Linked DNA regions of Homo sapiens: region 2 is linked to region 1. Evidence: chromatin loops called from intact Hi-C (ENCODE). Cell type or tissue: OCI-LY7. All regions are shown on one strand. Each heading gives the region's core, and the rest is flanking DNA. Links, peaks and the distances in the headings are about the cores only.

What was found. A loop is a pair of places that touch in the nucleus more often than their neighbours do. Peaks named below come from ENCODE experiments on the same cell type or tissue, not always from the same donor. Only the 100,000 strongest peaks of a DNase experiment are listed, where the experiment ranks them.
Region 2: it touches region 1 in a loop (2.5-fold over the local background); 1 of 110 quality-filtered maps calls a loop at or near these places.

The regions. Positions count from the first base shown.
Region 1 is chr19:55,807,113-55,812,495 of GRCh38, reverse strand. It overlaps NLRP11 (NLR family pyrin domain containing 11), which reads left to right. Exons shown (of 10, transcript NM_001394894.2): 3 at 2,158-3,727; 4 at 4,482-4,643. Among named protein-coding and RNA genes, the nearest start is that of NLRP11, 22 kb to the left of the region's middle. RefSeq lists enhancers at 2,752-2,801, 2,699-2,993. In OCI-LY7, for the core only: CTCF peaks have their summits at 2,642, 2,845 (motif pointing right) and 4,033; a DNase peak (open chromatin) is centred at 2,875; H3K4me3 peaks cover 2,405 bases; H3K27ac peaks cover 1,100 bases.
Region 2 is chr19:55,943,682-55,949,064 of GRCh38, reverse strand. NLRP8 (NLR family pyrin domain containing 8) reads right to left here and starts at 1,233. Exons shown (of 10, transcript NM_001433706.1): 1 at 796-1,233. The coding sequence starts at 1,162. In OCI-LY7, for the core only: CTCF peaks have their summits at 3,066 (motif pointing right) and 4,416; DNase peaks (open chromatin) are centred at 3,054, 4,474 and 5,154; H3K4me3 peaks cover 221 bases.

The DNA.
Region 1 (5,383 bases), core at 288-5,287:
TTTCATCCCCTCTCCTTTTGGGACTGTAATTACACGTATTTTATACTGGTCCTTTGATATTGTATCACAGTTCCCTGATGGTCTGATTGGTTTTGTGATTGTTTTTCCTCTGTGCTTGTTAGGCCAATTCTATTGATCTGTGCTGGTGCCCCCTCATCCTTTCTTCTGTGTGTGCCATCTGCCATTCAGCCATTCCAATGAATTCTTTGTTTTGCATAGTGTATATTTTAAGTTACAGAGCATCCATCTGATTCTTATACTCTATATACCTAATATATGGGGATATATGCATAATATGAAACTTATTATAAAATTACCTCCTAATTCCAAAAGCTGGGTTATCCGTACATATGCTTCTATTCATTTTTTTTTAATTTTACTTTTGACAAATAGTTATGCATACTTATATGGGACAATGTGATGTTTTGATATGCTTCCATTGTGGAATGTTGACATGAAGCTAACAAATCTATTATCTCACATATTTATTCTCTTACGTGTGTGTGTGTGTGTGTGTGTGTGTGTACATGTGTGAAACTGGACAGCTTCTGAATGGCAAAGGGAAATGAGTGAAGAGACTCCTGGATTGGGAGAATATATTTGTAAACTATGTATGATACGGAACTAATATCCAAAGTATATAAGGAACTGCATAACAAGAAAACAGATAACCTAATCAATAAATTGGCAAAAAGAAAAACACCTAAATAGACATCTTCCAAAGATTTTTTTTTCTTGATTATGAATCATGGTTTATAATCATGAACCATACTCATCACCATGGCTTTCTGCTTCTTTGAATCTCAATTTTTTTATTGTATACTAAACGTCATAGATAAAAACAGTAAGGAGAAAGTCCTGTCTCTGCCAGGCTGTTGAGATGTGCTAGGTCGGAACTAGGCAGCCCTGGTAGTCTAGAGGGTGGGATCAGGCCCGTTGATCCATCAGGCTCATCTCCACTGGGGGGGAGCCAGTGTGCCACATTCCAGTACATTCAGGTCCACCACACCAGCCCTGCTGCAGCTGTTCATCATTGGCTTTTATTTATCCCATCAAAGTTCTTCCATGCTGCCAGGCTCCCTCTTTTGCCTGCCCTTACCCAGGGATAAAAACATTTTCAAGTATCTGCTCACTAAGGAAGGAGTCATCCCCCTCTAGGAATTCACTTATTTGGATCATTTCTGTATCATACCTCTATGACAGCTTTATACTTATGTCTTAACATTTTTGTTTGTTTTTGCAGTGGGAGTGCAATCTTGTGTATTCTCAAGAAATAAGACTCCCTTTACGATAAATTTTAACTTTATTCCATACAATTTCATTTATCTTAAGTAGTTCATTAAATGATCAGGATTTCAGTAATGATATGCATAAACAAAAAAATAGAAGGGAAGATGAACGTGTAACTCATGACTGATGGGCCAAGATGTAATAGATACTTTGAGCTGAATACGTACCAGGAAACAGTCCCTGAACTCGAGTTATTGCCTCAAAGGAAAAACTGGGTATGAAATGAAACATAATTGAAGGCTACCTAAAACGCTAAGGAACCCCCAAAAAGGAAAGAAATATGTTCTTGATGCCAAGACATGAGAGGGAAGCCCTTGAAGGATAAAGAACAAAGCTAAAACAGATCTGTCGACTCCACTGTATGAGTTGAATAGGTTTTATTCAACCTTTTTCCTTTAAAGCAATATGGGCCGGGCGCAGTGGCTCATGCCTGTAATCCCAGCACATTGGGAAGCCAAGGCAGGTGGATCACCTGAGGCCAGGAGTTCGAAACCAGCCTGGCTAACATGGCAAAACCCTGTCTCTACTAAAAATACAAAAAATTAGCCAGGTGTGGTGGTGCACGCCTGTAATCCTAGCTACTTGGGAGGCTGAGGCAGGAGAATCGCTTGAACCTGGGAGGTGGAGGCTGTAGTGAGCCCAGTTCGTGCCACTGCACTCCAGCCTGTGCAATAAGAGCAAAACTCCATCTCAAAAACAAGCAACATGATGGTAAATATCTTTGTACCTATATCTTTGTGATAAGCAGTAGTAAGTAAAAATTTCTACTATATTTTTACTGTAAACATGAAAAGAAGCTAAAACTGTTTTTACATCTTGAACTTTCATCTTTGTTCTGTATTTTCTGCCCTGTACTCGCTGGATTAGGCAATCAGGAGGCATGCAAAGCTGTCATGAGGAGAAAATTCATGCTGCAATGGGAAAGTCACACTTTTGGAAAATTTCATTATAAATTTTTTCGTGACGTTTCGTCAGATGTGTTCTACATACTTCAATTAGCCTATGATTCTACCAGCTATTATTCAGCAAACAATCTCAATGTGTTCCTGATGGGAGAGAGAGCATCTGGAAAAACTATTGTTATAAATCTGGCTGTGTTGAGGTGGATCAAGGGTGAGATGTGGCAGAACATGATCTCGTACGTCGTTCACCTCACTGCTCACGAAATAAACCAGATGACCAACAGCAGCTTGGCTGAGCTAATCGCCAAGGACTGGCCTGACGGCCAGGCTCCCATTGCAGACATCCTGTCTGATCCCAAGAAACTCCTTTTCATCCTCGAGGACTTGGACAACATAAGATTCGAGTTAAATGTCAATGAAAGTGCTTTGTGTAGTAACAGCACCCAGAAAGTTCCCATTCCAGTTCTCCTGGTCAGTTTGCTGAAGAGAAAAATGGCTCCAGGCTGCTGGTTCCTCATCTCCTCAAGGCCCACACGTGGGAATAATGTAAAAACGTTCTTGAAAGAGGTAGATTGCTGCACGACCTTGCAGCTGTCGAATGGGAAGAGGGAGATATATTTTAACTCTTTCTTTAAAGACCGCCAGAGGGCGTCGGCAGCCCTCCAGCTTGTACATGAGGATGAAATACTCGTGGGTCTGTGCCGAGTCGCCATCTTATGCTGGATCACGTGTACTGTCCTGAAGCGGCAGATGGACAAGGGGCGTGACTTCCAGCTCTGCTGCCAAACACCCACTGATCTACATGCCCACTTTCTTGCTGATGCGTTGACATCAGAGGCTGGACTTACTGCCAATCAGTATCACCTAGGTCTCCTAAAACGTCTGTGTTTGCTGGCTGCAGGAGGACTGTTTCTGAGCACCCTGAATTTCAGTGGTGAAGACCTCAGATGTGTTGGGTTTACTGAGGCTGATGTCTCTGTGTTGCAGGCCGCGAATATTCTTTTGCCGAGCAACACTCATAAAGACCGTTACAAGTTCATACACTTGAACGTCCAGGAGTTTTGTACAGCCATTGCATTTCTGATGGCAGTACCCAACTATCTGATCCCCTCAGGCAGCAGAGAGTATAAAGAGAAGAGAGAACAATACTCTGACTTTAATCAAGTGTTTACTTTCATTTTTGGTCTTCTAAATGCAAACAGGAGAAAGATTCTTGAGACATCCTTTGGATACCAGCTACCGATGGTAGACAGCTTCAAGTGGTACTCGGTGGGATACATGAAACATTTGGACCGTGACCCGGAAAAGTTGACGCACCATATGCCTTTGTTTTACTGTCTCTATGAGAATCGGGAAGAAGAATTTGTGAAGACGATTGTGGATGCTCTCATGGAGGTTACAGTTTACCTTCAATCAGACAAGGATATGATGGTCTCATTATACTGTCTGGATTACTGCTGTCACCTGAGGACACTTAAGTTGAGTGTTCAGCGCATCTTTCAAAACAAAGAGCCACTTATAAGGCCAACTGCTAGGTGAGTCTTTAAAAAATAAATCCTCTTTCCTGTCTTCCTAAGACCTGCCCATAATTCTAGAGCTTGTTGACCAGAACAAGACAAACTCGGGGCCATGAAGAACTTGACTTCCAATCTAGCTTCTAATTAGACCAGTGACTTAAATCTCTCTGCTTCTGTTTAAACTCAAAGTTTGAGTTAAACCTCAGCACTGTTGAAGTTTTGGGCCAGCTATTCTTTGTGGTGGGGGTCTATCTTGCACATTGTAAGAGGTTTAGCAGTATCTCTGGTCTCTCCTGTGGCCAGTAGGGTCCCCTTTTCCCCGTTTGTGACAGCAACAAAAATCTTATACATCACCAAATGTCTGCTTAGCGGCAGAATTGCCTCATTGCAAACCAGTGGTTTAACCTAATTTCTTCAGATCTGTTGTATAGATTAAAAAGAAATAAACCTTGTATTGTTACATTATAGGAGTATTCATGATAGCACAAAACATGCAACATTGATTTTTAATATTGAAGTTTAAAAATATTTAATAATCTCGCATTTAAAGGCCCTGCACTCAGATGTGTCTTATCAGAATATGGAATCACCAGCTACTTTAATGGATCTGAGTGTTGTTCATTCATGTTTGACCCTACTTTATTTCTTGCTGCATGGTATTAAATCTGAGTCAGACAACAGGCACTCTCAAAACATACTTTAATTTACATGTTTTACAAATTGCTGGAGTTGAATCGATTCCATTGGAAAACTCAATTTTTCTTCTATGTAGTCAAATGAAGAGCCTTGTCTACTGGAGAGAGATCTGCTCTCTTTTTTATACAATGGAGAGCCTCCGGGAGCTGCATATCTTTGACAATGACCTTAATGGTATTTCAGAAAGGATTCTGTCTAAAGCCCTGGAGCATTCTAGCTGTAAACTTCGCACACTCAAGTAAGTACTATATCAACCTCTGCCTTAGAGGTTCCCCTAGGAATAACGGTGGTCTTTTTCTTTCTCTGGGAGAAGACAATATACAAAACACACTTTCAGGTCAGGCTCATCAGGGCCTAGGCTCCTTCTGTACTTCTCAACCATCTTTAGTGTGTCTATGATAAAGATGACCTTAGGCCACAGTAGCATCTGAGGTCCCAGCCATCATGGCTGCCTTCAAGGCAGGAAGCAACAGAAGGGAGAAGGAAAGGTTTATCTAGAAGCTTCAGGAGCTTCCTTGATGGAGTCTTTTCAAAACTCTTTCTTGTATCACTTCTGCTTGCATCTCATTGGCCTGTTTACCTTGTCTTCATACGGCTTCATATAACTACAAAGGGGGACTGGGAAAGTAGTCTCTTGGAATCAGGAAGAAATAGTAACAAGTGGGTTTATCCTAAGGAAGAAAGCAAAAATGGGTCAGGGTAGGAGTCTAACAGTTTCTTTCCTACAGAATGCGTTAGAATCAGGTGAAAAGCAGCTGTACTTGCCTAAACAGTCACTGGGAAAATTAGTATTTATCTGAGTTTATAATAGCTCTATAGGAAATGGCACTAAAATATTCAGTACACATCAACATATATGATCTTAGGATTCTGGAAGCCCAGGAGTTAACTTTATTTTCATTCAAGAAGAATGCCTACTTTGTTTGAGGTGCTAGTCTAAGCACTAGGATATATCAATGGGGGGAAAAAAGACAAATT
Region 2 (5,383 bases), core at 163-5,162, 140 kb before region 1:
CAACCCAAACTTCAGAAAGCAAAACCTTGGATAAGGGGATGACTGTAGTCCAGCTCTGCTTTATTCATATTGAAGATGAGGTTTTGGATTACAATATCCTCCAGTGGGATTCACCCTTTGTTGCTGCGAAATGGCCTTTTAAAGTGTTTAACCTTCTTGCTTTAAATATAGCACTCCTGACATCACCATAGCTATACCAGCTGTCTTCTGCTGTTTCCATAGCATATGCTTTTCCACTATTTTACTTCCTACTTCTCTATGACTTCATTTAACGTTCACCTCATATAAGCAGTATTCAGTTAAGTTTTTAAAAAATAGGCCCATATGGGCTGGGCACAGTGGCTCACACCTGCAATCCCAGCACTTTGGGGGGCCAAGGCAGGCGGATTACCTGAGGTCAGTAGTTCGAGACCAGCCTGGCCAACATGGTGAAACCCCGTCTCTACTAAAAATAAAAAAAAATTACCCAGGCATGGTGGTGGGTGCCTGTAATCCCAGCTACTCAGGAGGCTGAGGCAGGAGAATCACCTGTACCTGGGAGGCGGGGTTTGCAGTGAGCCGAGATTGTGCCATTGCACTTCAGCCTGGGCAAGAAGAGCGAAACCCCATCTCAGAAAAATAAAATTAAAAAAATGCCCGTATGACAGTCTTTGCCTTTGGGTTAGATCCATTATCTTCCTCCACTGTTTGCTTTCTTGCTCAGAAGGCCAATAAGTGATAGGGGTGGTGACTAGAGTAGTTTAGCTGCCCAGCAGCCAAGCCCACCCCCACTTTATCCACCAGATCAACACTCACCATTTATCTCTCTGCGGACTACAACACACATTTTATCACAGTTCATAATGGCAAAGATGTTCGAAGTCACATCCCAAGCGCGTCGTCCAGGGAAACGCTCTATCAAGAGATGAACCACCTCTGCCCAGCTGGCTGTCTCGACCTGGTCCCAGGTGATGGGCATGGTGCCAGTACTGAGCTCAGTCAGTAAGAGCTGCTTGAACCGTTGTAGCTCCTCATGGCTCACGTTTCTCATGTACAGCATGACCCCATTTTCACATGGGGAGCCGGGGTAGCAAGAGAATGTCCAGGGCGGAATATGAGAACTGTGAGTGGAGGAGGATGAAAAGGGAATGGGGGTGTCAGAGGGTGGATTCACGTCACTCATCTTTAGTCAAGGCAGAGAACACCTCAGTGTCCACGATAAAGACAACCGATTGGAAGAGAGAAACACGAGACCTGCAGAGACATAAAACAATAAAACAAGAAGATGAAAACACTACCCAAGAAAACAGATTCGTGTAATGCTTACTTGGCAGGTATTCTGCGTGCCGGGTACTCCCTTTACCTCCTTTCCTCAAAGATTCTCTGCCCTATGGAAAAACTGAAGATGCATGGAATGTTTGGGATTAGTCCATTAGACTAATGGATTGTTTGTAGTTTCTATTCTCCATGACTTCTTTTGGGGAAGAGGCAAGCAAAATATCAAAGCCTTCACAAAAGGTTTAGCGAAAAGAAAAATTAGAAGCAGGTAAAATAATTCAGTGAAGCTAAAATCTAGAAAATATATGGTTGGTTAGAAGGCTCCATTAGATTAAAAGTGATCTCAAATTCAACAAAGTTTTTATTCTTAAAAAAATGGATCATGTATTAGAGAGATGCAAATCAAAACCACAACGAGATGTCATCTCACACCAGTCAGAATGGTGATTATTAAAAAGTCAAGCAATAACAGATGCTGTATTCTTAAAAAATGGATCATGTATTAGAGAGATGCAAATCAAAACCACAACGAGATGTCATCTCACACCAGTCAGAATGGTGATTATTAAAAAGTCAAGCAATAACAGATGCTGGTGAAGTCGCAGAGAAAAAGGAACACTTATACTCTGTGTGTGGGAGTGTAAATTAGTTCAACTACTCTGGATGACAGTGGGGCAACTCCTCAAAGACCTAAAAAGAGAACTACCATTCAACTCAGCAATCCCATTACTGGATATATATCCAAAGGAATATAAATCATTCTATTATAAAGACACATTCCTGTGTATGTTCATTGCAGCACTACTCACAATAGCAAAGTCATGGAATCAACCTAAATGCCCATCAGTGATAGACCGGATAAAAAAATGTGGTACATAAACACCATGGAATACTATGCAGCCATAAAAAAGAATGAGATCATGACCTTTGCAGGAACATAGATGGAGCCAGAGACCATTATTCCTTAGCAAACTAACACAGGAACAGGAAACCAAATACCACATGTGCTCATTTATAAGTGGTAGCTAAACGATGAGAACACATGGACACATAGAGGGAACACCACACACTGGAGTCTGCTAGAGGCTGGAGGGTGGGAGGAGGGAGAAGATCAGGAAAAATAACTAATGGGTACTGGGATTAATACCTGGGTGATGAGATAACCTGTACAACAAACCCACCCCCATAACACGTTTGCCTATATAACAAACCTGCACATGTACCCCTGTATCTAAAAGAAATGTAAAAAAGAAATAAAATAAAAAGGATCATGGGTGTATTTTTGTCCCCCCTGCCCCAACTTCCAATAATAGTTTATTTATTTATTATTTATTTATTTACTTAGAGACAGAGTCTCACTCTGTTTCCCAGGCTGGAGTGCAGTGGTGTGATCTCGGCTCACTGCAACCTCCACTTCCCTGGTTCAAGCAATTCCCTTGCCTCAGCCCCCTGAGTAGCTGGGATTACAGGCACCTGCCACCATGCCTGGCTAATTTTTTTGTATTTTTAGTATAGATGGGGTTTCACTATGTTGGCCAGGCTGGTCTCAAACTCCTGACCTCAAGTGATCCACCCACCTCAGCCTCCCAAAGTGCTGGGATTACAGGTGTGAGCCACTGCACCTGGCCAATAGCTTCTTCTTTAACACTTCTCCCTCTTATAACTTATGTGACACCCAAACATCTGGATAAACTTGTTTAATTGACTCAGTCCTCCCTTGGGTCCAGAGTAGCTGGGCTTGGTCCCAGGACAAAGGTGATATGCTCCTGGGTGGCTGACTCTTGCTAGTGCTCCTTCCGTCCAGTGGGTGGCGCTGCATGGAGGAGCCTAACACAGTCACACATTTTCTACCTCTACTTATTCCATGACCATTGCTGACCACGTTCCAGCCACAGTGAGCTGCAGCTTTAAGAAATTTGCAGGACTGGCTGGGTGCGGTGGCTCACGCCTGTAATCCCAGCACTTTGGGAGGCCAAGACAGGTGGATCACTTCAGGCCAGGAGTTCCAGACCAGCCTGGCCAACATGGTGAAACCCTGCCTCTATTAAAAACACAAAAAGTAGCTGGGCGTGGTGGTGGGTGCCTGTAATCCCAGCTACTCGGGAGGCTGAGGCAGGAGAATTGCTTGAACCCAGGAGGCAGAGGTTGCAATGAGTGGATATCATGCCACTGCACTCCAGCCAGGGTGATAGAGCAAGACCCTGTCTCAAAAAAAAAAAAAAAAAAAAAAAAAAGAAAAGAAAGAAAGAAAGGAAAAGAAAAGAAATTTGCAGGGCAAGGGAGGATGTTGGCAGTTACATCATCGTTTTGCTTTACTTTCATTCACTGCTGAAGGGAACATAAGCAGGGGGAACCTATCTGAAAGGCCTTTTCACAATACTACCAATCGTGTGCACTGCCATGGAATTCAGTAGTTCTACTCCTAAAACTGCAACCTGAGGCCAGGTGTGGTGGCTCATGCCTGTAATTTCAGCACTTTGGGAGGCTGAGGTGGGAGGATCACGAGGTCAAGAGATTGAGACCATCCTGGCCAACATGGTGAAAACCCGTCTCTACTTAAAAAAAAAAAAAAAAAAAACAAATATTGGCTGGGCGTGGTGGCATGCACCTGTAGTCCCAGCTACTTGGGAAGCTGAGGCAGGAGAATCACTTGAAACCAAGAGGGGGAGTTTGCAGTGAGTGAGCCAAGATCCCGCCACTGCACTCCAGCCTGGGCAACAGAGCGAGACTCCATCTCAAAAAAAACAAAAACAAAAAAGGCCAGGCGTGGTGGCTCACGCATGTAATCTCAGCAATTTGGGAGGCTGAGGTGGGCAGATCACAAGATCAGGAGATTGAGACCATCCTGGCTAACACGGTGAAACCCCGTCTCTACTAAAAATACAAAAACTTAGCCGGGCATGGTGGCAGATGCCTGTGGTCCCAGCTGCTTGGGAGGCTGAGGCAGGAGAATGGCATGAGCCTGGGAGGCAGAGCTTGCAGTGAGCCAAGATTGCGCCACTGCACTCCAGCCTGGGCGACAGAGTGAGACTCTGTCTCAAAAAACAAAACAAAACAAAACAAAACAAAACAAAAACAACAAAAAAACTGCACCTTACAGATACACTTGCACATGTGAGATGGTGTGTGCACAAGCCAGTCTGTCTTAGTCTGTTTGGACTGCCATAACAAATACCATACACTGGGTGGCTTAGTAACAACAGACATTGATTTCTCACTGCTCTGGGGGCTGGAAGTCCAAGATCAAGGGGTTGGCAGATTTAGTGTCTGGTGAGGGCAGCTTCCTGGTTCATAGAGAGCACCTTCTTGCTGTGTCCTCCTCACATGGAGGAAGGGGTGTGGGAACTCTCTGGAGGCTCTTTCATAAGGGCTGGAGTCCCAATCATGAGGGCTCTGGCCCCATGAGTTAATCACCTCCCAAAGTCCCTGCCTTCTTCTACCGTTACCTTGGTGGTTAGAGTTTCAGCCTGTGGATTTTGGGGGGACGCAGACATTCAGTTCATAACACAGTCCTTCTGGATTTACTCACTGAAATATCCCAGTGTCAAATATTACGCCAAACTCTCTATTTTTGGCACTGGGGATACGTTGGTGAGCAAAAGATACACAAAAAATTGTTGTCCTCATGTGGCTAAGATTTCAGTGAATGAAAATAAAGTGTAGGGGAGGAAAAGCTTTTCTCTGTCCCTTTATTGATCTTAGATTCATTGGCTGGAGGCTTGTACATTGGGGTCATGAAAGACAGATTCACAAAATCACAGCAAACAGAAGTTTATTTATGTGTGCATGCCCATGGGAGCACACTGATGCGATGGAAGACTATACACACCATGGGAAAAAGGAGAGGCGAGAGAGAACAGGAAGTGAGAAATAGCCTGCTGCGATTTGTAAAAGGCTGACGAAAGGGCTCACTGAAGCAGGGATGTCTGAGCAAAAGCTTGGAGGAGAGGAGGAGGTAAGAGGTCACGGAATGGGCTGTGTGGCTATCAGATGAGTTCCAGACAGAAGGGCAAGGACCACCACCCTATGGCCAGGACGTGCCTGGAGCTGTTGAGAAACAGCAGGACCAGGGTGAGTGGAGGTGAATGGGCAAGGGGAAGACAGTGGAGGTGATCTCAAGAGGTCA